3 separate regions of the Homo sapiens genome follow, and all the other regions are linked to region 1. A link is a loop called in an ENCODE intact Hi-C map of the cell type or tissue named here. Cell type or tissue: PC-3. All regions are shown on one strand. Links, peaks and the distances in the headings refer to the core of each region. The heading gives the core; the rest is flanking DNA.

Region 1 (7,418 bases), core at 1,945-6,944:
AACATGTACAGAACACAAATTGAATAATTATCCAGCTCATGCCAGGGTTTCCTCGGTGGGAAGGGCAGTAGCAGCAGTGACAGTGAGAATGATATTGAAGCTAACATTCACTGAACACCTACTCTGTCCAGGCACAGGTCTAGCACACATTAACTCATTCAATTCTTAAGAGCGGCCAGGAGACATCCATGATTACTGTCCCCATTTCACAGATGAGAAAACTCAGGCTAGAGAAATGATCAGGAATGTGCAATGCACTCCGGTGACTTCTTACCGCCTCCTCTGCTCCCATCAAGTCAGTCTGGGTCTCTGCTGCTCTTCACTGATGCCCCTGCTCTCATTCTTGCCCACTTCCACCTCCTACCCCTGGAGGAGGTCTACACTCCCCACTTAACAAACAATGACCCTTTTAAAAACACAGTTGGGTCAGTTCAACTCTCTACTTAAACTTTCCAATGGCTTCCCATCATACTCCACTTTATTTTTATTTATTTATTTTTGAGACAGAGTCTCGCTCTATTGCCCAGGCTGTAGCGCAATGGCGCGACCTCGGCTCACCGCAACCTCCACCTCCAGGGTTCAAGCGATTCTCCTGTCTCAGCCTCCTGATAGCTGAAATTACAGGCACGCGCCACCATGCCCAGCTCATTTTTTGTATTTTTAGTAGAAACGGGGTTTCACCACATTGGCCAGGCTGGTCTCGAACTCCTGACTTCAGGTGATTCCTCCCACCCCTGCCTCGGCCTCCCAAAGTGCTGGGATTACAGGCATGAGCCACCACACCCGGCCCATACTCCACTTTAAATGAGAATCCTTACACAGCCTGCAAGACTGTATATCCTCCCTTACCCCAGCCACCCCATGTCCACCTGCTCTCTCGCCCTCACTCACTCTGCTCTGCCCACACCAGCCCCTCAGCTCTCTCTGTGGAGACATTATATATTTCTTCACTTACTCATTATTTGTCCCTAACCTGCCCATTACGCAGACAACATGGACTCTGACTTTTGGCCACTGCTGTTATTCCCAATGCTGAAAACAGCCCCTGGCACTCAGATGTTTGTGGAACAAATGAATGAATGCAGCTGATCCAAGGTCACTCAGGATTCTGGTCTAAGCAGTTTGGTTCCAGTATTAGGACTGGGGAGGAGAACGGAACATAGAAGAAACATCTAAAGTTATGACAAATGTTGTCATCTATTAATTGTGAATAAGGAATTCTTTGTTAATTATCATCTCCTCCTTCCATTCCTCCTTCCCTCCCTTTAGTTTTATTTTTAAGTCTCCATAAGTACACTACACATGAATTATTAGTTCCAAATGTATTAGAACACCTGCTTTCATAGTTAGGAAACTAAACAAAAAAAGAAGAAAAAGTACTAGCACACTGTAAGATTGCTCTTAATGTTTCAAGTGGGACTGTAGTTCACTATAACGTATTAAAATTAATTCAATGAACACGGAATGACTCCCTACACAGCTAACAGGCATGTCAGGGTTTTGTAGGTTCTGGGGGGAGTCATCATTAAGAACATCAATTATTTACATAATAGTGTAATTCTGCCATTAAAAAACTGGCCATCTGACATAGAACAAAGTTTGTTTACCACATCAGTACTGACATCTGGGGGCTGGGGAATTCTGTTTTGGAGCGCCTCACACACTGCAGGACAGTCAGCAGCATCTCCAACCATCAGATGCCGGCGGCACCCATCAGTGTCACAACCAAACACGCCTGCAGACGCTGCCAAATGTCCCCCTGGGGAGCATAGTCTCTCCAACGGAGAACCACTGATTAGAGGCTAGACAAACTACAGCTTGTAATAAAGAAAATACAACTTATAATAAAGAACAGGAAGCCTGGTGCGGTGGCTCATGCCTGTAATCCCAGCACTTTGGGAGGCCAAGGCACACAGATTGCCTGAGGTCAGGAGTTCGAGACCAGCCTGGGCAACATGGTGAAACCCCGACTCTAATAAAAATACAAACAATATTTGGGCATGGTGGCGTAGCCCTGTAGTCCCAGCTCCTCAAGTGGCTGAGGCATGAGAATTGCCTGAGCCCAGGAGGTGGAGGTTGCAGTGAGCCGAGATCGCGCCACTACACTCCAGCGTGGGTGACAGAGACCCTAACTTGAAAAAAAAAAAAAAAAGCAAAGGACAAACGAACAAGGGAGGGAGGCGACTCAAAGTGGCCTCTCCCACAGGTTTCGCTTGCCGTTTTCACTTACTCTCTCTGACCAGCCTCACAACCCTTTCATGGTCCCCTGTAACTAGAAGGCTGTAAGGCAGGCCACAAGCCCGTGGCACGGGCAGAATTCTAAAGATGGCCGGGGGTATTCATCAATTGGGAACCTAGGTGAAAGGTCTTTGCAGAGGTAATTAAGGCTACCAATCAGCTGAGCTTAAAATAGGGCGATTATTCTGGATTACCCTGCGAGCCTGATGGAGTCACCAGTCCTTACAAGCAGATGTGGAAGGTGGAAAAGTCTGGCAGGTTCCTTGTGAGCCGCTCGCTGCTGGTTCTGAGTTGCAGGGGCTGCAAGCAAGACTGGAGGGAGGCCTCCAGGAGCCGAGGGAGGTCAGAAAAGAAACCGGACCTCAGTCCTACAGCTGCAAGGACCTGAACCCTTGCCACAACCTGAATGAACTTGGATGCCGATGCATTCCCAGAGCCTCCAAAAAGGAACACAGTCCGGCTGGAACCTTCCTGTTAGTCTCATGACACTCAGGGCAACCAACTGAGCCACACTGTGCCCAGACCTCTGACCCAAGCAACTAGGAGCTAACAAATAAATGTTTTAAGTCCCGAAGCCTGTGGTAATTTGTTACAGTGGCAACAGAAAACCAAAACAGCTGTGGAGGTGTATGTGACTCATTACTGAAAGGTGAGTTTATAAGTGAGAAACACAATAACCAAAAGCAGTCCCCTTAAGAAATTCCCTAGTCTGCATAAAAGACAAATAATCCAAATTAAAAAAATGGGCAAAGGATCTGTATAGCCATATCTCCAAAGAAGATACGCAAATGGCCCATAAGCACATGAAAAGATGCTATACCTCATTCACCATCGAGGAAAGGCAAACCGAAAACGGGATGGCTGGAATTCAAAGGACAGATAAACACAAGCACGGTTAGACCCCAAAGACGTTATATTGGTGGGAACAGAAATGTTGCGGCCAATTCAGAAACACTCGGGTAGCTCGTCAAAATGTTAAACATAAAGCAACCATTTGACTCAGCAATTCCACTCCTAGGAATACACCCAAGAGAAAACATGTTCACACCAAAACCCGCACATGGATGTTTATAGCAACATCATTCATAACACACAAAAGATGGAAAGAACCTAGATGCCACTGACTGAGGCACGGATAAACAAAACGGGGCGTAGCAAAAGGGAATGCTATTCGGCCGCTTAGAGGGATGACGATGCCACGCTACAGCATGGATGAACTTTGAAGAAACGATGCTAAGAAGTCCGTCGCAGAAGACAACATACTGTATGATTCCATTTACATAAAATGTTCAGAAAAGGCAAATCAACAGCGTCGAGAGAAATCCACGGTGTCGAAAGTGGGCTGGTGGCCGCCCGGGGCTGGGGCTGGGGCAGGAGGAAAATGTGCAGTGGCTGCAGGGTTTCTTTCTGGGGTGATGAAAATGTTTTAAAAATTGACTGTGGTGATGGCTGCACAGCTCTGTAAATAGACTGAAGTCCACTGAATTGTAGGCTTTAAATGAGGGCATGGTATGATATGTGAGTTATAGCTCAATAAAGCTTTTTTTTTTTTTTTTTTAAGCTGAGGCCAGGCATGGTGGCTCATGCCTGTAATCCCAGCACTTTGGGAGGCTGAGGTGAGAGGATCGCTTGAAACTAGCCCAGGAGACATGCAAAACCTATCGCTACAAAAAAATAAAAAATAAAATTAAAAAAGCTAAAAAATTGAAAAAGAAAGTCCCAAGCGCTGTAAAGCACAGAGCACGGAAGTGACACACAGTGTGGCAGCTGCTTGTTGTCCAGACCTGCCCCACCGGCCAGTCACCAGCTCCTGACTCACTGACCACCCTGGCCTCTGCCCTGTAATCTTCCAAAGAGGAAACTCCAACTGTGTCTTTTAAAACTTTTTACTTTAGAGACAGGATCTCACTCTGTCACCCAGGCTGGAATGCAGTGGTGCAATCACAGCTCTCTGCAGCTTTCAAGCTCCTGGACTCAAGCCATCCTCTTGCCTCAGACTCCCATGTAGCTGGGATTACAGGCATGCACCACCATGGCCAGCTAATTTCTAAAAATTTCTGATAGAGATGGGATCTCACTATGTTGCTCAGGCTGGTCTTGAACTGCTGACTTCAAGAAACCTCCTGCCTTGGACTCCCAAAGTGCCAGGATTACAGGCGTGAGCCACCGCGCCCGGCCTACATCCATGTTTTCATCAACATGGACAAAACTCCACAGGAATCACTCCCATTTCACAAAAATGTTGTCTAGGTGAAAGATGCCAATCAATTATTCTCTGGTTAATGTTCTGCTTATTCTTGGCTTAAGAATTTTTGTGATGACGCTTAGATTACAGATGTTCTGCAAGACAGGCTGAGAAACAGAATCATTCCAATCACTCCTGCTGTATCCTGAGGGGAGACTCTCCGCCTGTTCAACACAGGGACACGCTGCCTCCCGTGGCAAGGTGACTGTCTTGCTGCTGACTCGGGCAAAAAGACCATGAGAATGAATTCACCAACCAGGGTTCCCTTCCCTCGTAAATACTGTGAGAAAATGGATGTCAGTCTCCAGCTGACCGCAGAGAAATCACGGCCAGGTGTTGGCACTTACAGAGAAGAATGAATACAGAACTGCTTTAATCATCCACTCAGGAAACTCCCCAATTGTATCAATGACTCTATATAAGGAAGCGAGGCTTGCAACTCCAAACGAACTCACTGGGTGGCCCCAAGCAAAACAATTCACCCCAAACGGTGTGCCCTATGGACAAGAGAAACTCCTGCAGTTATTCTATTTTCTCAGCTCCCTGCTCCTCGTTTTCCTCCACCTTAGCAAGACAGTGATGAACAATGCTAGGTAAGCTCTTTCCCTTCCTGTGGCAAGTCTAGTAGCAAAGGGCTAGTTGCCAGGAAACATGAGGTTACACCATATTCCTGCTTAGTGGAATCCTGACCTTCATGTTACTAAAACATGAAAAATACTTTGTTTACAAGATCATCAATATTAAAATTTGGCTTTCAAGTTCCCTAAGACCTTTTTCCTGTATTTATTACAAGAATTTATTTATGCATCCAACAAATACTCAAATGCCTACTATGTGCTGCCATGGTGCCAGGCCCTAGGGACACAGGGGAATCAGACCAGGCCCTCGCATGCCCGCCCAGGCTGACATTCCAGGATGTGATGACTAGAACTATGTAAAATGTGATATACACATCAACAAGGGTGATTCAGATTACCACCAACATTTCTTAACAAACCTAGCTAAAAAACGTTAGAATGTGCTTAGCCTTCCCATTCTCTTTTAACTTTTTATCTAAACCTACAAATTCTGAAGCTTCTGTGGGAAGCTATGCCTCCTCCGAGATGTTGTTCTTCGTACGTTTTCAACCATACAGCGGCAGCGACTGGAGTGGTTGTTTTGCATGTCAGGCTTCACTGGGCAATTTCTTCAGAATTCAGAGATCTACCTACTGGAACTAGCATCTGTAGACAGTCCAGTAACTAAGAGTGGTAGTTCTGAGTTAGGTGGGCCTGAGACCTGGCACACTCTTAACCTCCCCAATCTAAGACATATCTTATGGAAGTCCCCTTCTCAAACCCTGATAAAGATTGAAGGGCCAAGCGTGGTGGCTCTCGCCTGTAATCCCAGCACTTTGGGAGGCCAAGGTGGGAGGGCTGCTTGAGCCCAAGAGCGTGAGATCAGCCTCAATCAACAAAAAGAAAAAGGACTGCAAGCCCAGGGCAGGAGGACTGCTTGAGCCCAGGAGTTTGAGACCAGGCTGGGCAACATAGTGAGTCCTTGTTTCTACAGAAAAATTAGCCAGGCGTGGTGGTGCGTGCCTGTGGTCCCAGCTACACAGGAGGCTGAACTGAGAGGATCACTTGAGTCCAGAAAGTAAAGGCTGCAGCGAGCTATGATCGCCCCACTGCACTCCAGCCTGGGCGACAGAGTAAGACTCCGTTTCCAAAAGAAAAGAAAGATTTAAAGACAATGACTTGGAAAGGAGTTGAAGGAGATAAACACTCAACCCCCTCAGTCCCTAAGAGAGTCTGCTCAGCCCCCTCCTAGATGTGATAAAAAGGTGCTCCCTAGATTCACTATCAGTCCTCTGCCCATTCCCTGGCCTCCCATTACTGGAATTCAACATGGTTTAGGAGATTAAAGACACTGAGTCTTTCAGGGACATTACAGTTACCAACCACTCTGATGGCCTTGAAGAAAGTAACTTTAATTCTCAGTAACTATTTGTATATTATTTGTAACTAAAAACGTGGGGTCCGAGGCATCATCTATGGCAGGCTTTGTTGGAGGGCCTTTTCCAGGCTTCCTGGTGTAGTCCAGAGACGGCCCCATACCCTGAAGAACCCTTCTGTCTGCTTCATCCAGCATACACACAAACCCAAGGGACCCCGCCTTCCCCAGCTCTACAGAGACAAGAGGGAACTATTTATATAAAAAGGCTACTTATCTGACTGAAGGCTGATAGCAGTAAGGGCAAAAGCGTGTTCTGACACTCCAACTTCAACCGCAGCCCCAATTCAGGACTTTGACGGCATATGCAGGAGGAGTGCTTGGGGAAGGTAACAGGAACAGAGGGCATAAGGAAGAACAAATGAGAACCTTCAAGAATTAGACAATCATTCTTTGGTCTTTCAAGCATGCTAATAATAACCCTCTGCAGATTTAGAAAAATAAAACTGTTCGGGAAGAGGCCAGTCGTTGCTTAAAAGAATTAGAACAATTCGTTCAATAAGCACTTAGGAAGTGTCTGTTACAAGCTGGAATACAGGAAAAATAAAAATGCAATACTCAATGTCAAAGGATCTTTCATTCTAGTTGGCTAGGCAAGCTAAAAAAAAAATTAAAAATTAAAAAAGCATGTTGCAGACATAATAAAGCACAAACTACCTACTAATATCTATAAAACCCAATGCAAATGAGTAAACTTCATAGAATAAAGATCATGCAGTAAAATTACTTAGAGAAAGAAGCAATGTCTTTTCTAAGACTCTTTTTCCCATGAAAATAATGCGCATTCTAGAAAACAGAGATAAGGGCAATAAAAATAAATCCCCTTTAATTAGAGAGAAACGCTCATTACATGTTAGTGTCATTACCATATGCCACCACCATTCTTTTTGCTCACATTCAAAACATGGTTCCTAAAAGATAGTTGACTCCTTTTCCAGTTGAA
Region 2 (8,417 bases), core at 2,103-7,102, 60 kb before region 1:
AATTAGTCAGGTGTGGTGGCACACGCCTATAGTCCCAGCTACTCAGGAGGCTGAGGCAGGAAGATCTCTTGAGCCCGGGAGGTCGAGGCTGCAGTGAGCCACAATCGTGCCACTGCACTACAGCCTGAGTGAGACCCTGTCTCAAACAAACAAACAAACAAACAAAAACATAGGAGAGGATCTGTGTGATCTTGGGTTAGGAAAAGATTTCTGTGCTGTCAGAATTCTAAGATGAGCCTCGATGACAGACGCCCCTGTCTTTCCCTGGAGTGTGGAAGGGACCTGAGAATATGATGGAACATCACTTTTGTGATTTGGTTACTTTAAGTTAGTCAAAGAGGAGGTGCTCTTGGGCCAGGTATGGTGGCTCATGCCAAGGTGGGAGGATCCCTTGAGCCCAGGCCATTTGAGGTTGGTCTGGGTAACACAGTGAGACCTCATCTCTATTAAAAATTTAAAAAGTAGCCGGGTGTGGTGGCACATGCCTGTAGTTCCAGCTACTCAGGAGGCTGAAGTGGAAGGTTCTCTTGAGCTGGGGAGTTCGAGGCTGCAGTGAACCGTGATTGTGCCAGTGGCACTCCAGTCTGGGCAACAGAGCGATACTCTGTCCCAAGGCGGGGGAAAAAAGGAGGTGACCTTGGCAGGCCCGATCTAATCAGGTGGGCCTTTTTTTTTTTTTTTTTTTTTTTTGAGACGGAGTCTTGCTCTGTCACCCAGGCTGGAGTGTAGTGGCACGATCTTGGCTCACTGCAAGCTCTGCCTCCCGGGTTCACGCCATTCTCCTGCCTCAGCCTCCCAAGTAGCTGGGACCGCAGCGCCCGCCACCATGCCCGGCTAATTTTTTGTAGTTTTAGTAGAGACAGGGTTTCGCCATGTCAGGTGGGCCTTTTAAAAGAGGTGCTCTCCTGCTGACCTAGAAGAAAGCACACAGCCGTGTTATGAGGAGGAGCCACGTGGCAAGGAAGTGAGGGCACCCCTAGGAGCTGCCAGCTAGTAAGAAAATGGGACATCAGTCAGAGGACTGCAAGGAAATGAACTCTGCCAGTACCAGTGAGCTTGAAAAAGGATGACAAGCCTTAGATGGGAACGCGGCCAGGTGCACCAGCCTGCGAGGTTCCGAGCAGAGCACGTGGCGAACTCTGGATGCCCAGGCTGCTGACCCAAGCACATTGGGAGATCATTACATCTGTGCCGTTTTAAGTTGCTAATTGGTGGTAATCTTTTCATCCAGCAACAAAAAACCTTTAGTACTTCTTAGGGCAAAATAACCATGAAGCATAAAGGAAAATGTCATCTTCCCTGCACATTCTCAGCCCCAGGGACCTCTTGCACTTAGTACGTACTGAACGCTTGCTGAGTCAATGAAGACATGTGTTTTTTCAAACCTGACTTTTTAAATGGCAGCTTAAATATTTTTTCCTTTAATAGCTTAGTGGTTCTCTGACTCCTGTTCGCTGTCCCCACATCAGAATAGCAATAATAAGGAATGATTCTTCCCTCCCCCTGCAAATGTAGCTGCCTGGTTAACACAGAACACAAGCTCTACAGACCTAATAAATGTCTGGAAAACCTCTTGCTTGGGGATGAGTCACTCCCTAACTCAAAACCAACAGGATGAGTCAGCAGCTGTTGCTTCAGGCTCTTTATGGAAAGCCCCTCTATTTTTACTATCCTATTCTTAAACAAAGACAAAAACCCAAAAACTCAACATCTCCCCAACTATCGATGCTTACAGTATTAGAAATGAAAACTCAGAGCTTTTAAGAAAACAAGGCTTTAGGGCCGGGTGCAGTGGCTCACACTGTAATCCTAGCACTTTAAGAAAACAAGGCTCTGCAAACACTTATCTCATTCGCCATCCAAGTGATGACATCCTCATACGTCGTGTGGCCTCTGAAAAGCTCCAATGCAGGCTTGCACATGAAAGAGGGTGTAAAGGGCAGACAGTGTCTCAGCAGTTTCATGTGTTCTGTGCTGTCAGGGTTCTAAGACGAGCCTCAATGACACACGCCCTGTGCAATTTCTTCCCCTGCAGCGTGGGAGGAAGCTGGAGTGTGATGGAACGTATCTCCTGTGATTGGGCGACTTTCAGCTAAGCCAAAGGGAGGTGATCTTGGTGGGCCTGATCTAATCAGGGGAGCCTTTCAAGGAACCTGGGGGAACCCCTGAAAGGGTCTCGGGGGCCCCCACAGCACACTTGGAGGAACCCCTGTGCTAGAGAGGTTGGTGCCTGTGTAGCAGCGTGCCCCTAACAGCAGAGTCACAGCCCTAGGCTGGAAGCCACCAGTGCCCACCTCTGGTTCAGTGGATAATCAAGTGCAGTTTACTCATCTAATAGAACACCACAGAAGAATGGATATGAGAGGGTTATCACCGCATGTATCAACATGATGGGTCTCTGCTGGGCGCGGTGGCTCATGCCTATAATCCCAGCGCTCTGGGAGGCCGAGGTGGATCACCTGAGGTCAGGAGTTCGAGACCAGCCTCCTGATATGGTGAAACACCGTCTCTACTAAAAATACAAAAACTAGCGGGGCGTGGTGGTGGGCGCCTGTAATCCCAGCTACTGGGGAGGCTGAGGCAGGAGAATCACTTGAACCCAGGGGGCGGAGGTTGCAATGAGCCGAGATTACACCATTGCACTCAGCCCTGGGCCACAGAGCAAAACACTGTCTCAAAATAAATAAATAAATAAATAAATAAATAAATAAATAAATAAATAAATAAAATAAAAATAAAAACCCCATGATGGATCTCAAAATATAACGCTGAAGAAATAAGTCATAAAATGGTTATACTGTCCTTATTTACATGAAGTTAAAACACAGGCAAAAGGAAACAAAGCGCTAGCTGTAAGAACTCACACCTACCTTGCACTTCCTATGTGCCTGCACTGTTCTAAGGGCCTCCCCCATATCACCTTCATTCTCACAATACTCACGGTGTGTTATTACTGTTCTGTCCATGTGACAGATGGGAAGACTGAGACAAAGTGGTTAAATAACATGCCCAAGTGGTAAGTTACTACTGTTTAGGAATAGGTGGTAAAAAGACAAGTAAAAGGAAAGGAATAATTAGCCAAATACTAGAATAGTGGTGACGCTGGGGTGGCGGTAGTGGCTCACATGGGGTTTATGAATTACTGTTGATGTTTTTCATCTGAGTGGCAGGTTCAGAGGTGTTTGTTCATGCTGTTTCACGCTGTGCCTATTTTTTCAGACCCTCTTCTGTAGTCATACAGGATAGGAGAGAGATGTATACACTTCAGAATTTTAAAAAGAGCAAAAGAGAAAAAACACAGACTGAAGGCCATGAAAAAAACTGTCCTTAGGGCTGGGCCGCTCCCTCCAGGCAGTTTCTGCAACGGGTGCAGATGCCGTCCAATGCGATTGTCCGCCCCCGTCTCAGAGCCCCACGGCCAGCTGAGGTCCTTTGAAAAGCTCCGCTCCCTGCTTTCTGCCACCTGCTCCTGCCAAGCAGGCTGTGTAGGCTGGAAGCCACCAGTGGCTTTGTCACATGACCACAAATGCATAAAAATGACAGGAACACTCAGTTTTAAAAGTATTTTTTAAAATATGAAAACACTAGGATGTCAAGGTTGAGGAACTGAAGGTCAAGAGCTCCAAGGCCTCTGTTGGCAATGTGTAGCTTGGATGTGTGGACAAAGAGAGCCCCACGTGATGGACGTGCTTTCTTCCCATCGCCCGCCTCTGCCTGGGGAAGGAGTGGAGATTGAAGACACACCCAACGCGTGCAGAGTCCAGGCAGGAGGGCACACCCCAGCACGAGCTGCTCAGGCTCGCCTCCCAGCAGCGCTGCCTCCCTAGGTCCACAACCTGCTGTGTTCTGCACAGGCTCGACTCAATAGAATGCCTTACCAGTACACCAGGGGGACACCAAGTCAGAGGATCTGAACTGGCTCACTGCCAATCACCCAGGAGATCAAAGCAATCAATGTCAGTGGTCTTTCCCGGACGCTGTGGTAAGCACCTGAGAACCACCCAGGCCCTTCTGCCTGTCAAATCAACACCGTGGCTTCACTTCCTTCTGGGCAGAGCCTATTCTTCATTCCAAAGACCTAAGATGACTATGGCACCACGTCACATCAGGGCGTCCCTGACGAGCACTGCACCAGAGCCTGTGAAGACTTTCCACACACATCCCTCAAGCAGGACAGACCTGTCACTGTCCCTTTAAACCTTCCCAACCTCCACCCTCCAAATCCATCTCCATTTCCTTCTACAGGCAGCTTATCCAGAGCTAAGTTTAGCTACGACCATTTCTAATCTTTCCTCTAGGGACAGCGTCGAGCTCCCTACTGCTGGACCGTCCCAGCTGCGTGGCTTTACCAAGTCACCAGAGGTTAGCTTGTCTGCAAGAGGCTGGTGACACGAGGAACAGAAGTTGTCACATCCTCACAGCAATGTGGCTTCTTTGGTGGGGAGTGGGGGGTTCTGGCTGGCACCTTCCCCACTCCAGCTCCCCCTGTCCTTCCCACAGTCTTGACGAAGTTGCTTGCTCTCAGTCCTCACAGTTCATGGGTAGTTTTGGGACAGCATGTTGTTTTAGACCCAAAACAATGACATGTAAACGGAGTCAGGAACGTAGCACGCATCTCATAGAAAGCATTTCCTACACGTCTGGCTCTCGGCTGTGGGGCTCCTCTTAGAGTTATGCGGATGGGAGACAACCACGGCCGCCTCACCGAGCCACCGTGCACGGCACTGCGCAAACAAGCTCCCAGCACAGCAGCCCCGGCTCTGCTACCTCCCGGCCGTGGATGGCACAGTCCCCCTCTGGGTCTCAGTTTCCTCTTCTATGAGGTCAAAGCCACCACCCCATGCTCACAGAGCCGTCTGCTGGCTATGCCTAGAGGCACGGGGTGGGCACGCAGATGGCAGCTGTGATTTCCCTGAAACCAGACATCTGTGCCACACAGACTCCCAAGGACGGCTGACTTCATGGCAGAATTTGAGATATTTCAGAAGCCTAGTACAAATAAAGAAGAAAACCAGAAACTTTTTCCTAAAACCTGATGCAATTCAGGATGACTAAAAAGAGCTGGAACGGACAGCATCGCCCTCCAGAATTGTCACTACCTCATCTACCGAATTCCTAGGATACAAACAGTTCTCACTTTACACAGGGCACGTTCCCGAACCGGCCTCTCAGGACGGAACCCAAAGACAATTTCACAGGATTTACAATTTGCAGCTATTGGTTCTCCTTTGACCGAATCCTTGAATTTGCTTAAAAAACAATGAAGAGTTGACAAGATGGGCCACTGGAAAATGAAAAGAGCATCGGCACTTCACGTTCATTAAAACGTGAAGAGATGACCAACTAATGCTGCTTTCATACCCTGGATAGTGCTGAGTACCTAACAGCTCTTTAGGTCACAACGTAAAATTCGGCTTCCAGCTGGTCCAGTTTTCCCATCTGTCGTATCCACGGAATGTCCAAATGTAAGGGAAAAATGTGGAGTGTCCAGCCGCCCACCAGTCCACCCAGCACCACAGCCTAACCTCACCGAGGCCTCCCAGCACTCACACAGAACACTCGCAGAGAACTGCGGCTCCATCCGCATTCCTTACCTTCATTACTGTCCCTACCTCCAGCCCCTCCAGAAAAAAGCGAAAGCGGCAGAGAAACCTGTGAAAACAAGACATGCCAAAAATACTGACTCAAAATACCAAAAGCTCTCACCCTGAGGTGGAGGGGTCAACCCAGGCTTCGTTTCTAGGAGAAGTTGTAAGGGCTTCGTGTTCTGCACTGCTAGGAAACACCACCCTGACTTAGGGTCGTCACAGAAGGTGCACATGGCGGGGCCGGCGTGCACCCACCACTCACGCCAGGCGCTGCGCGACTGCTGCTGGACACACACGATCCCACCGAATCCAGACACGGTATGGCGGTTCCCACTTTCCTCACTGAGGAAACCAAAGCTTAGACGTTAACTTGGCCAAGGGCAAAAACGCTACTTAACTCCAAAGTCCAGCCTCTGAACCCACCCGTGTGCGGGGCCTGAGGTGTGAGTAGCCTAACTGTGGACTACAAAAGCAGTTCCACCACGCCTTCTATTCTGGAGTTAGATCCAATGACATTTCCTGAAAATTACATTTACAAACCCAAAAAAGGACAATCCCCTTCCGGATAAGACCCCAATGCCATGAAGCACAGAGCGGCAGGACGATGAGAGGATAAATCATTTGGAAAGAAACCACGCTGCCCGGGTGGAGGAGCGCCAGAGGGAAGCAGGCCCCATGTCCTCCCTCCCGCAGGAAGTGCACCAGGCCCGTCCTTTCCACCCAGGCTGTACAAAAGGGAGGAGGAGCACTCAGGGCGGCCTCCCATCCGCCACACACCCAGTCAGCGCGGCTCCGAAGCAGGAGAGGGCCAGCTCCGAGCCCTGCTCGTGGAGCCATTGGTGCTGCGGCGGGGAGAAGAGGCCACAGGCGGGGACGCCCCAGACACTCCCGTGGGGCCCGTGCCAGGGTCTCCTGCTCCTCAGAAAGAGCCCTTGTGTGCTACTGTGGTCGCCAACAGCCCCGCCGGCCACTGGCCCAGGACTCAGCGTGCCGTTCCTCCAGGACGCAGACCGGGGCTCCCTACCAGCCTTGAGTGAGAGACCACAAGCAGCCTCTGAAGTCATCTTCCTCTCTCTTCTCAGAAGCATTTCTCGAATATTCTGCTGACAAGAGGTTAGCAGGACTTCACAAGACACCCCAACACACACACACACACACACACACACACACACACACACACGGTCTCAACACAGTTCAGAAAACACATTTGCCTTCCCAGGCCCGTGGGAGGAGTGCTGTGAGGCTGAGACACAGCCCGGCTTGCTGACGGCACAAATGCCGGTGCGCCCTCGGCACAGTTTGTTTGCTTCATCGGGCGGAGAAGGCCGAGTTCCAGCTCAGGGAGCCCACAAAGGAGCTCTTCCTATGGCCCTGCCAAACGCCTGGAGCAAAGGTTTTGTCTGGAAAAGCTCCCCGAGCTCCCTCAACCCCGGCAGCAGTGCTGCTCTATGGCTGAGGATGAAGCTCCAGTCCATGTCCCAAGCAGTGTCTCAATTCTCAATGGTCCTGTAATCTAAGGCTAGCTCGAAACAAAAAACAATTATTTTAAGGTCTAAAATATGCAGAAAGAGCTGCAGTGAACACATTTACACTTCCCAAGGACAAGCATCTAAGGAAGATCCCTGGTAAGAATGAGAAAGCCTGGGCTTGTCCAGGAAACCAAAGCTTCTTCTAAATGTGCCTTCCCTGCACAAAATGCCTCCCCCACAGGCTCTGCTTTTCCTGTCGCCTGGAACAAGAAAGCTCCCTGGGCAGGCGAGGCCGGGACCTCTGCACTGAGATCCCCACTCAGTGGCCTCCATGGCTGGCAGAGAGCGAGGGAGACGGAGAGAGAAGGAGCTCAGCTGAGCTGTTGCTTTAGAGTCTTGGTTAAAGTGAATCCAATTATGCACCCTTCTTTCCTATAGCAACACTACAGGGGCATGAGAACAGGGTACGCACCTAAAGTGAGGCTTGCCTATACTTTCTAGAAGTCTTCCTAAGGCTGCTGTGCTGGTGTCCTCTGATTGGTTGAGTATTTTTTATCATTTTGGTTTTGAGACAGGGTCTCACTCTGTTGCCCAGGTTAGGGGGCCGTGGTGCAATCATGGCTCACTGCAGCCTCAAACTGAAGTGGGCTCAAGTGATCCTCCTGCCTCAGCCTCCTGAGTAGCTGGGACCACGGGCACGTGCCACCTATCCCCAGCTAATTTCTTTTTTTTTTTTTTTTTTAATAAAGATGGGATCTCACTATGTTGCCCAGGCAGGTCTCAAACTCCTAGGCTGGAGTGATCCTCCCATCTCAGCCTCCCAAAGTGCCAGGATTCCAGGCGTGTGCTCCCGCATCCAGGCAGTCTGGTTTATTATTCACACAGAAGTACATCTGATATTGCTGACCAGAGGAGAGTTGAGATTCCGTATGAAGTCTATTTGTTCAATTACCTGAATCCTCTGAGACGCCCCAGTTGCCCAGTATTCACAGTGGTTGTGGTCGGGCTCAGCGTTTACTTCACAATCCAGACTCCTGGGCTTTGTCTCTGACATGTGAATGAATGATCTCCTCTGCCATGGCTTAGGGAGCCAGGGCCTGTCAGCTGGTCTCATCAGAGCTGAGGCTGCCCTCGAGGTGGGGTTCTGTCTGAATGCATCTGAGTTTTGCTTTATTTCTCTGTAAACTGTAGGTGAGCTGGGTGAACCCAGTAGCTTCAGCCACAGCTGGGAACTGAAGCAGCATCTGAAGTCCCTCTCATTCTCCCAGCGTGAGCCGGCGGACCCTGAAGGGAACACTGAGACTGACCACAGCTGGACTTGCGCCGCCTCGTCCTCTTAGTGAATGAGGTCCTCAGAGGC
Region 3 (8,417 bases), core at 1,581-6,580, 100 kb before region 1:
GCTGCATCCCCACCATATGGCTGTGGCTGTCGAGATGGGACTGGGAAGGGCTGGAGCCTCAGAAACGGCAGAGCGGAAGTTGAGGCGCAGTCTGTTCTTGCTTGAACCCCGAGTTCTCCCGCTGTTGTGCAGCTTTCTAAAAGCAAGCTGGAGCGGTCTGAGCAGGAAGAGAGTAAGAAGGCGCACGGACGCGGGAGGCCTGCACCCTGATCCCTGAGCAGCCCCCACACACCGGCACCCACGCCCCTCGGTTCTGATAACCAGGAGGCTTTCTGGCCCGTGCAGCTCCTTCGGACTCTGAGGAGAGGCCTGGGTGGGTGGCCGGCACTCTTAGGTGAGGTGCCAACGAAAACACCCCCGTGATTGCTGGGGCTTCACTGATTTGTTTTGTTTATAAAAGGAGGGCGAGGCCTGCACAGGAATATTTTTATCCCCGTGAAGACGGAGAGAATCAGGGCTTCGCGACGGGGCTCATAGACCTGAACTGGGTCTGCCTGCCTGTGTGCTGGAAGCAAACGACGGCCCGTCCTCTAAGCTGGCTTTGCAGCTCCAGTAAGAGTGAGAGACTCACGGGGGCCTGGCTGCCGTCCTGGGAGAGGCCCCGGGAACCGGCTCGCCCTGTACCCAAGGGCTCTCTGGAGCTCACCCCGCACGCAGGCTGCTCCAGAGCTGAAATCTAGCTGTGATCCCTGTGGGGCAACTGCACACAGAGGTGCCCAGTTTCAAGGAAACCTAAAGCAGCAGCAAATTTATGGCTCTTGGAACACGAGGCTGTCAAAGATAAACACCGCAGGGTAATCTAGGAAACACTTCCGGCTTGACTGTAAAGAGCCCTGGCCTGCGAACGCTGTTAAAAACAGATGCAGATCGCGGGTGGAGACGGCCGGCCGAGCCTTCCCTTTTCTGACATCCTACAGCAGCACCTTGATGAATGAGAACCCGGAAGAATGGAGGTTTATTTTTGAACTCAGCTTCTTGGGTAGGGAGGCAAATGAAAACAGGCTGATGTCAGGGGTTTATTTTAAAAAGCAATTTCCAAGAAGCGTCCTGGGGTCACCACGCGTTCAGTCCAACTCTTCCCCGCTGCAGTGTTCCCGTGACGATGAGGCAAATCCAAATAGTCACCGGAGTCGAGCAAACACGGCGGCCCCTGCCTCCCCCGGCGGCTCCACAATGGCCCTCAGAGGGTCCGCGGCAGCCAGGCCCGTCCAACCTCCTGCCCTCTCTGAGAGGGGCCCGAGCTCTCGCAAGATTAACCAGAGACGACACCTACCAGATTCCACCACTGAGGCCTCCCTCGATGCCTGCTCCCTGGGCTTTTTAATGAACGCACTTCTGTCACATGGAAACTGAGCCCGGCATGGAGTCACGTGGCTCCACCCTGGGGCTCCTCTGATGCCGAGAGCTCTGGCTCTCCTGACTGTGGGCCCAGTGTCCATTTTCTCTCTCAGGCAGGGTGCTCTGCCCGCCACAGTGTGCCTGGTTTTCTGGATACAGCATGACTGAACCGCCCCTTCTCAGCAAAGGCCAACACGTCTTTCTCGAGTCCAAGACCATCTCCCGTTCAAGGGCCCTCACCGCGCTTTGTGAGTCTGTCTCGTGGGCCTCCTTCAGTGGTCTGTGACCAGCGGGAATGAATGGGGACGTGTTTTGTTCAGCCCTGACTCTTGGACGCTGGTGGCAGCCGCGGGCGCCCACTCACCTGGCACGTGGACGAAGGTGATGAGCGCGGCTGACGGCTCCCGGGGGCAGTGTGGGGTCCAGTCTGAAGCCGACGCCCCTCTCGGTCAGGCTTTCAGCAGCAGAAGGCAGTGGACTCTTCACCATTTCTTCCAACACTTTCTCACGTAGGAGCTCCACTGTCCCTTCTAACAGGACAGGGCTTGTGCAGCCGGGCTTGGTCTTGTGGTCAGGGAGAAGCGGGCAGGCCAGGGCCGAGCTGCGTCCGGCTCTCAGGGACTTCCTCTCCCTGTGCTCTGCCCACCTGGGGTAGGCCTCTGGGAACAGGGGAGTCACAGAAACCACGGGAAACGGAGTGGGTTGGAAGAGGCAGAGAACACGCTTTTCTCAGGGTCGCTTAACACAGGCAGGGGTACAGGAGAGCTCCGGCCATTTATTCCAAATGTATGAGCAGGAAGGAAAGAGGGAGGGAAGCTGCAAGAACAGGCGACTTTTTTTTTTTTTTTTCCCCCCCATCTGAAGTGAGATCAAACTTCTACCACATTCTACCTGTGCCCTTCTGGGTGGGTGGTGGCCGTCCTCTTGGGCGCCCCCTTGTGAGGGCTCGAGGCCTTTACTGGATGGGCAGGATGCGGGCAGCAGCTTTGTCGGCTGCCAACCCAACTCCTCCGACAGAACGGCAGGTGGCCCCTGTCGGAAGGGGGGTGTCTCTTTATTCCTGCCATCCTCCGGCCGCCTCTCCCGCCTGCACCACTTGGAGGCAGTTGTTTCACGTGGGGCTCTTGATGGCATAACCTGATGTCTGTCACGGACCCCCAAGCAGGAGCAATGCCTAAAGAGGGCAAAGGCCCGCGCGCCTGGCAGAGCTCCCTCCTCTGCTCCAACAGCAGAGCCCAGAGCATCCCTTGGCCCGACGCACAAGTCCCACAATAGCCTCTCCCAACGGGAACGACTTAGCCCTAATTACATGAGCTTTGATCACCGCTCGATTGTATGGCACAGTTATTTTTAAAAATCCAGTCCAAGTGGAAATACACCTGGAACATTTTATACTGCAATGACTGATGGACGACTTTGATATACAAAATAAATTGTTACTCAGCTTTTCTATAATGCTTACATCTTACATTTTCATTCTCAAAATTAATAAATGCTATCAACCCCAATTTTTTTTTTTTTTGAGATGGAGTTTCGCTCTTGTTGCCCAGCCTGGAGTGCAATGGTGTGATCTTGGCTCACTGCAACCTCTGCCTTCCAGTTTCAAGCGATTCTCCTGCCTCAGCCTCCCACGTAGATGGGATTACAGGTGCCTGCCACACCATGCCCGGCTAATTTTTGTATTTTTAGTAGAAATGGGGTTTCATCACCTTGGCCAGGCTGGTCTCAAACTCCTGACCTCGTGATCCACCCGCCTTGGCCTCCCAAAGTGCCAGGATTACAGGCGTCAGCCACCGTGCCCAGCCTCAACTCCAAATTTTAAAAAGGGCTTAAACGAAGAGGATGAAATTCTGGAAGGCTAAATGAAAAGAGAATGTGTCTGTTGAATTCGATAAGCAATTCCTTGCATTTGAGAAGGCAAGGAGCCGACGGGAACCTACCGACAGGGCTGCCACGCACTGCTGCAGAGCTTTCCGTGCAAAGCGCGGCTCCCCTCTGAGACTCGGCTCCTCTGCTGACATGGACCGGTTCATCTACCCACGCGGACGCCCATCCACAAACACTTAGTCACTGCTGGAGGCTTTTAAAACACCTGTCAAATGAAGAGTCACTTCACAAATGTTCACTCCCCGTTTCCATGTCTCCCCACGTCAGGGTGAACACTTTTTATGCGCTGTGACAAAAAGAGAAAGACTAGTGTGTGTTTTGGGGGCTGGAGGGGATCATTATTTTTTTGAATTTTTATTTATTGAGACAGAGTCTGTGTTGCCCAGGCTGGAGTCCAGTGGTGCGATCTTGGCTCACTGCAACCTCCGCCTTCTGGGTTCAAACGATTCTCCTGTCTCAGCCTCCCAAGTAGCTGGGACTACAGGCGCCTGCCACCAAGCCTGGCTAATTTTTGTATTTTTTAGTAGAGACGGGGTTTTACCGTGCTGGCCAGGCTGGTCTTGAACTCCTGACCTCAAGTGAAACACCGAAGTCTCCCAAAATGCTGGGATTATAGGTGTGAGCCACTGCGCCCAGCCTTTAAAAAAAAAAAATTATTTTAGATACAGGGGTCTTGCTATGTTGCCCAGGCTTATCTCAAATGCCTGGGCTCAAGCGACTCTCCTGCCTCAGCCTCCTAAGTAGCTGGACTACAGGTGTGTATCTCTACACTGAGCTAACTAAAAACTTGTTTTTGGTAGAGACAGGGTTTCAGCCACGTTGCCCAGGCTGGTTTTGAACTCCTGGGCTCAGGCAATCCTACTGCCTCGGGCTCACGAAGTGCCTGGATTACAGGTGTGAGTCACCACGCCCAGCCCGTTATTTCTGTTTATACGAATGTCACAGCATGTTTCCTGTGTGACCCTGCGGGCTGTCATCGCTGGCTGCCTGCCTTACGCCCACAGGTCTGGTGGTGGCGACCAGCAGCTGCAAAACGACCGACTCTATTGAAGACACACTGGGTGGCGCGGGAGGTTCCTGCCAATGCCGGGAGGAAGAGCAACCCAGGACGCCTGTGCCTGGGAGGGATGGAAAGGCCAGGGGAGGGTGGAGCTCAGGAGTGGAAGCACAGGGACTAAGGCCTGAGCCGGGCCCTGTGCTGAGCGCTCACCTCACTCTCCTGCCGCGCACCGCAGATGTGTGGAAGATGTGAGGAGGCCTCTGCTTCGGGAAAGGTGCTTGCCCCACGGTGGAACGCACTCTGGAAGCCCGTGGATGCGACGCATGCTGCAGAATCCACTGCCACACACATTCTTCTGTTTGAAAGCAGTAGGTGGGCTGGGCGCAGTGGGTCACTGTAATCCCAGCACTTTGGGAGGCTGAGGTGGGTGGATCACGAGGTCAGGAGATCGAGACCATCCTCGCTAACACGGTGAAGCCCTGTCTCTACTAAAAATACAAAAAATTAGCCAGGTGTGGTGTCAGATGCCTGTAGTCCCAGCTATTTGGGAGGCTGAGGCAGGAGAATGGTGTGAACCTGGGAGGTGGAGGTTGCAGTGAGCCGAGATCGCGACACTGCACTCCAACCTGGGCAACAGAGCGAGACTACGTCTCAAAAAAAAAAAAAAAGATAGCGGCGGGTGGGTGCCACACTCAGGGGCCCCCCACTTCTCAGCAGTGGCGGGGGAGGCAGGGACATAACACGCCAGGAAAACAGGTGTAATTTAAGGCACATTTTAATAGATTTATAAAAATCATATATACAAAACATGTTAAACTAACCACCGTGGCTATAACATATATTTTTACACTTTATCATATCTTAACCTCGTACACTGTATTCGTAAACCAAGTCCGGTCACGGCATGATGGCCCGGCGCAGGTGGTGCTGGCGCTGTAGCGACCGTCTTGGAGGGGCTGCACAGAGCACTCGGTTCCTTTCTGTATTTAAGGTCCTGAAAGGCACAGGCGCTAAAGCCAGAAGGCCGTCCAACTGGTCCCTTCGGCAGTGTGTCCTCCTGCTGCGTGGGCTGGGGCCTGAGCACAGGAAAGGGAGTTCAGGACACGGTGGCCATGAGTAGGTGCCAAGCTTACCACACTGAATTTCCTGGCGACGCTTGTGCCCATCGATGTGAGCTGGTTCAAATGGAGTTAAGAAAAAGGGCATTTCGAATTTTTTTTTTTTTTTTGAGACAGACTCTCGCTCTCTCGCCTGGGCTGGAGTGCAGTGGCGCGATCTCGGCTCACTGCAAGCTCTGCCTCCCGGGTTCATGCCATTCTCCTGCCTCAGCCTCCCAAGTAGCCGGGACTACAGGCGCCCGCCACCATGCCCGGCTAATTTTTTATATTTCAGCAGAGACGGGGTTTCACCGTGTTAGCCAGGATGGTGTCGATCTCCTGACCTCGTGATCCATCCGCCTCAGCCTCCCCAAGTGCTGGGATTACAGGCGTGAGCCACCGTGCCCAGCCAGGACATTTTGAATGTTTTAAACCAATTTGCCTGACAGGTCAAAAGGTAATTTTTTGAGATTCGAGACTGACAGATGCAACAGAGATTTTAAATTTTGCATAGGCTTGTTAAGAACCCAGACTGGGTGCAGCGACTCATGCCTGTAATCCCAGCACTTCAGGAAGGCTGAGGTGGGAGGATCACTTGAGGCCAAGAGTTCAACACCAGCCTGGGCAACACAGTGAGACTCCATCTCTATACAAAATTTAAAAATTAGCCAGGTGCGGGTGGTGGCCACATGCCTGTGGTCCCAGCTACTTGGAAGGCCAAGGTGGGAGGACTGCTTGAGCCCAGGAGTTTTGAGGCTGCGATGAGCTATGATCACACCACTGCACTCCAGCCTGGGCCACAGAGCAAGACCCTATATTTAAAATAAAATAAAGTAAAATAAAATAAAACAAAATAAAAATCAAGAAGGTTCACTGTGTAAAAAAAAAGTAAATCTGAAATGCATTTGCATGGCAGTTGTACAACCTGTGAGTGGTGTAGAAATTATATGTGACTTGAGTACATTTTATAAAAGAAGAAAAAAAAATTGAACAGGTTGACTCCTAATAAGAAAGCACCACAGAGTGTACAGCCCACGGTGCCTGTGGGCTGTGTGGGGGCCCTGCTGCAGACGCGTGCTCAGCACCTGTCACCCACAGCTAAGTCACAAGAGCTGCTGGCACCTGTTTGCAGGGGAATGTGGCAACATGCACCCGGGTGCATCCAGACAGCCTGGGTGAGCGGGAGAGCCACAAAGAACCAACTTCATTCGTGTGATTTCCAGATGCAGGTCTGGTTCAGTTCTTGATGCCCGAGTTTCAAAGTCTCCTACCTGACCAAGTGTCCTCGGCCTAGTTTGTACTGACCTTCTTTGAGGAGCACAGATGGGAAACACATTGGTGGCGAAGATCTCCTGCATCACCCCGAGGCTGCGGGAGATCCCTTGGGAGCCAGCTGTCGGACTGAGGAGGAGGAGGGGTGCCACAGTCTCGAGGGGTTCACGCTGCTGGCCACAGCCCTGCATGCCCCCTCGGCGCTCCCCAAGCTCTCGGGGACGATTCAGATCAGCTTTCCCCACAGCTTCAGGGCAGAGGCTGAAGTTGCAGACAGCAACGATGGAGGCCTGCAGGTCAGGCACCGCGGCTGTCCCCAGCAACCCTGTTCTCAGAGACTCCCTCTGCGCCTGGAGCTAGTACCAGAGAGCCCCGGAGCTGGGCCTGGAGGACTTTACATCCTCCTCACAGAGGGCCACGCTCTTGACCACCCCTACATCTGTCTCTGCGGCGATAAACTTTCCCTCGACTGGACTTCTGGCCAGATTTTTTTTTGAGACAGTCTTGCTCAGTTGCCCAGGCTGGAGTGCAGTGGCGTCATCTCAGTTCACTGCAATGTCCACCTCCTGGGTTCAGGCAATTCTCTGCCTCAGCCTCCCGAGTAGCTGAGATTACAGGCGCCTGCCACCACACCTGGCTAATTTTTTGTATTTTTAGTAGAGATGGGGAGTGGGGGGGCGGGTCTCACCATCTTGGCCAGGCTGGTCTTGAACTCCTGACCTCGTGATCCACCCGCCTCAGCCTCCCAAGGTGCTGGGATTACGGGCATGAGCCACTGCGCCCGGCCACTTCTGGTCAGACTTTAACAGACGAGCTACACGGTCTAAGCCAGCTGGGGCTCACCAGCGCCGGGCAAGGCCAGACCTGCGACCTGTCGAGAAGATGTGGTCCTCCAGGAAAGCTCTACTTCAACGACAAATAGGTGGGGTTACGTTCATTTGGGTGAAATGCATCAGCTTTTAAAATCACAGAATGAAGTGAGTTCACTGTTAATTAAAGGGTGCCAAGGTGACAGGCCTGGAACAAGAGCCCTTCATTTTCACCAACAGGACCAGGCAAGAGACGGGAAGCCCTTCCACCGACCATGGCCCTCTGTGCCTCTCTGCACCCTCCCACCCCACCCACGAGGGCCAGGCTGTGTGTCGGCCCGGCAGGAAATTCAGGCTGACGTGGGACCCCACGGTAACTGCACCTGTGTCCCGCTTTGGTTCATGTTACAACACACATCCGAAAGAAAACCAAAGGGAGAAAATAACCTCCTTGAACCTGCTTAAGAAAAAGCACCTAAGTTTTGGGTGGAGCTGTTTCTACTACTGTGAAGTCAGCCACTGAGCCGCATTTCCAACACGACTTCCAGCAAATCACCGTCAGCCACGTGCCGAGGCTGCCGGGCGCGTGAGAGTCTCACAATGACAATGTCCGGGAAGGATTTCCAAACGTCAGGGTTAAGCATGGGAGCGATTCTCGTCCCCGCCACACCCGGATCCGCCAGGACAGAGAAGCCGGTACCCCAGCGGGTGGTCTGCTTTTCTGCGCAGAAGCACTGTGGTCTATTTCTGAGTTCTACCCACTTCCTACCCCTCACCGCACACAAACACTAACTTGCAGCAGCATCCACCAGGACGGGGTATCTGGAACTCCCTCACTTCTAGGGACCTCCTGTTCCCTCCTGCTGGGTTCTGCGAGCGCACCCTGTGAATGGGAAATTCAAACACTGAGAAAAGCTTATCTGCCAGGGACTAGTTCAGTGGGATGTGGATTAGCTAAGGCCCAAAGCATGGCTGTTCTGGGCCCTCAGGTCCTCCGGGTTCAGGGGCTGGAGC

Evidence for each region. Hi-C counts contacts between places; a loop is a spot of excess contacts. Peaks named below come from ENCODE experiments on the same cell type or tissue, not always from the same donor. Only the 100,000 strongest peaks of a DNase experiment are listed, where the experiment ranks them.
Region 2: it touches region 1 in a loop (4-fold over the local background); 21 of 110 quality-filtered maps call a loop at or near these places.
Region 3: it touches region 1 in a loop (6-fold over the local background); 9 of 110 quality-filtered maps call a loop at or near these places.

What each region holds. Positions count from the first base shown.
Region 1 is chr7:2,816,624-2,824,041 of GRCh38, forward strand. All of the region lies in intron 1 of GNA12 (G protein subunit alpha 12), which reads right to left. Among named protein-coding and RNA genes, the nearest start is that of GNA12, 24 kb to the right of the region's middle. RefSeq lists enhancers at 4,384-5,073, 5,074-5,763. In PC-3, for the core only: CTCF peaks have their summits at 4,656 and 4,856; DNase peaks (open chromatin) are centred at 4,118, 4,808, 4,938 and 5,398; H3K4me3 peaks cover 866 bases; H3K27ac peaks cover 3,608 bases.
Region 2 is chr7:2,756,464-2,764,880 of GRCh38, forward strand. The region is part of intron 2 of GNA12 (G protein subunit alpha 12); the gene reads right to left. It also overlaps a transcript of AMZ1 not described here. Among named protein-coding and RNA genes, the nearest start is that of AMZ1, 72 kb to the left of the region's middle. RefSeq lists enhancers at 1,525-1,814, 5,568-6,097, 6,628-7,156. In PC-3, for the core only: a CTCF peak has its summit at 4,301; no DNase peak of the experiment used is centred there; H3K4me3 peaks cover 320 bases; H3K27ac peaks cover 1,069 bases.
Region 3 is chr7:2,716,838-2,725,254 of GRCh38, forward strand. It overlaps AMZ1 (archaelysin family metallopeptidase 1), which reads left to right. Exons shown (of 7, transcript NM_001384743.1): 7 at 1-2,846. Among named protein-coding and RNA genes, the nearest start is that of AMZ1, 33 kb to the left of the region's middle. In PC-3, for the core only: CTCF peaks have their summits at 2,259 (motif pointing left), 2,461 and 4,264; a DNase peak (open chromatin) is centred at 4,264; H3K27ac peaks cover 686 bases.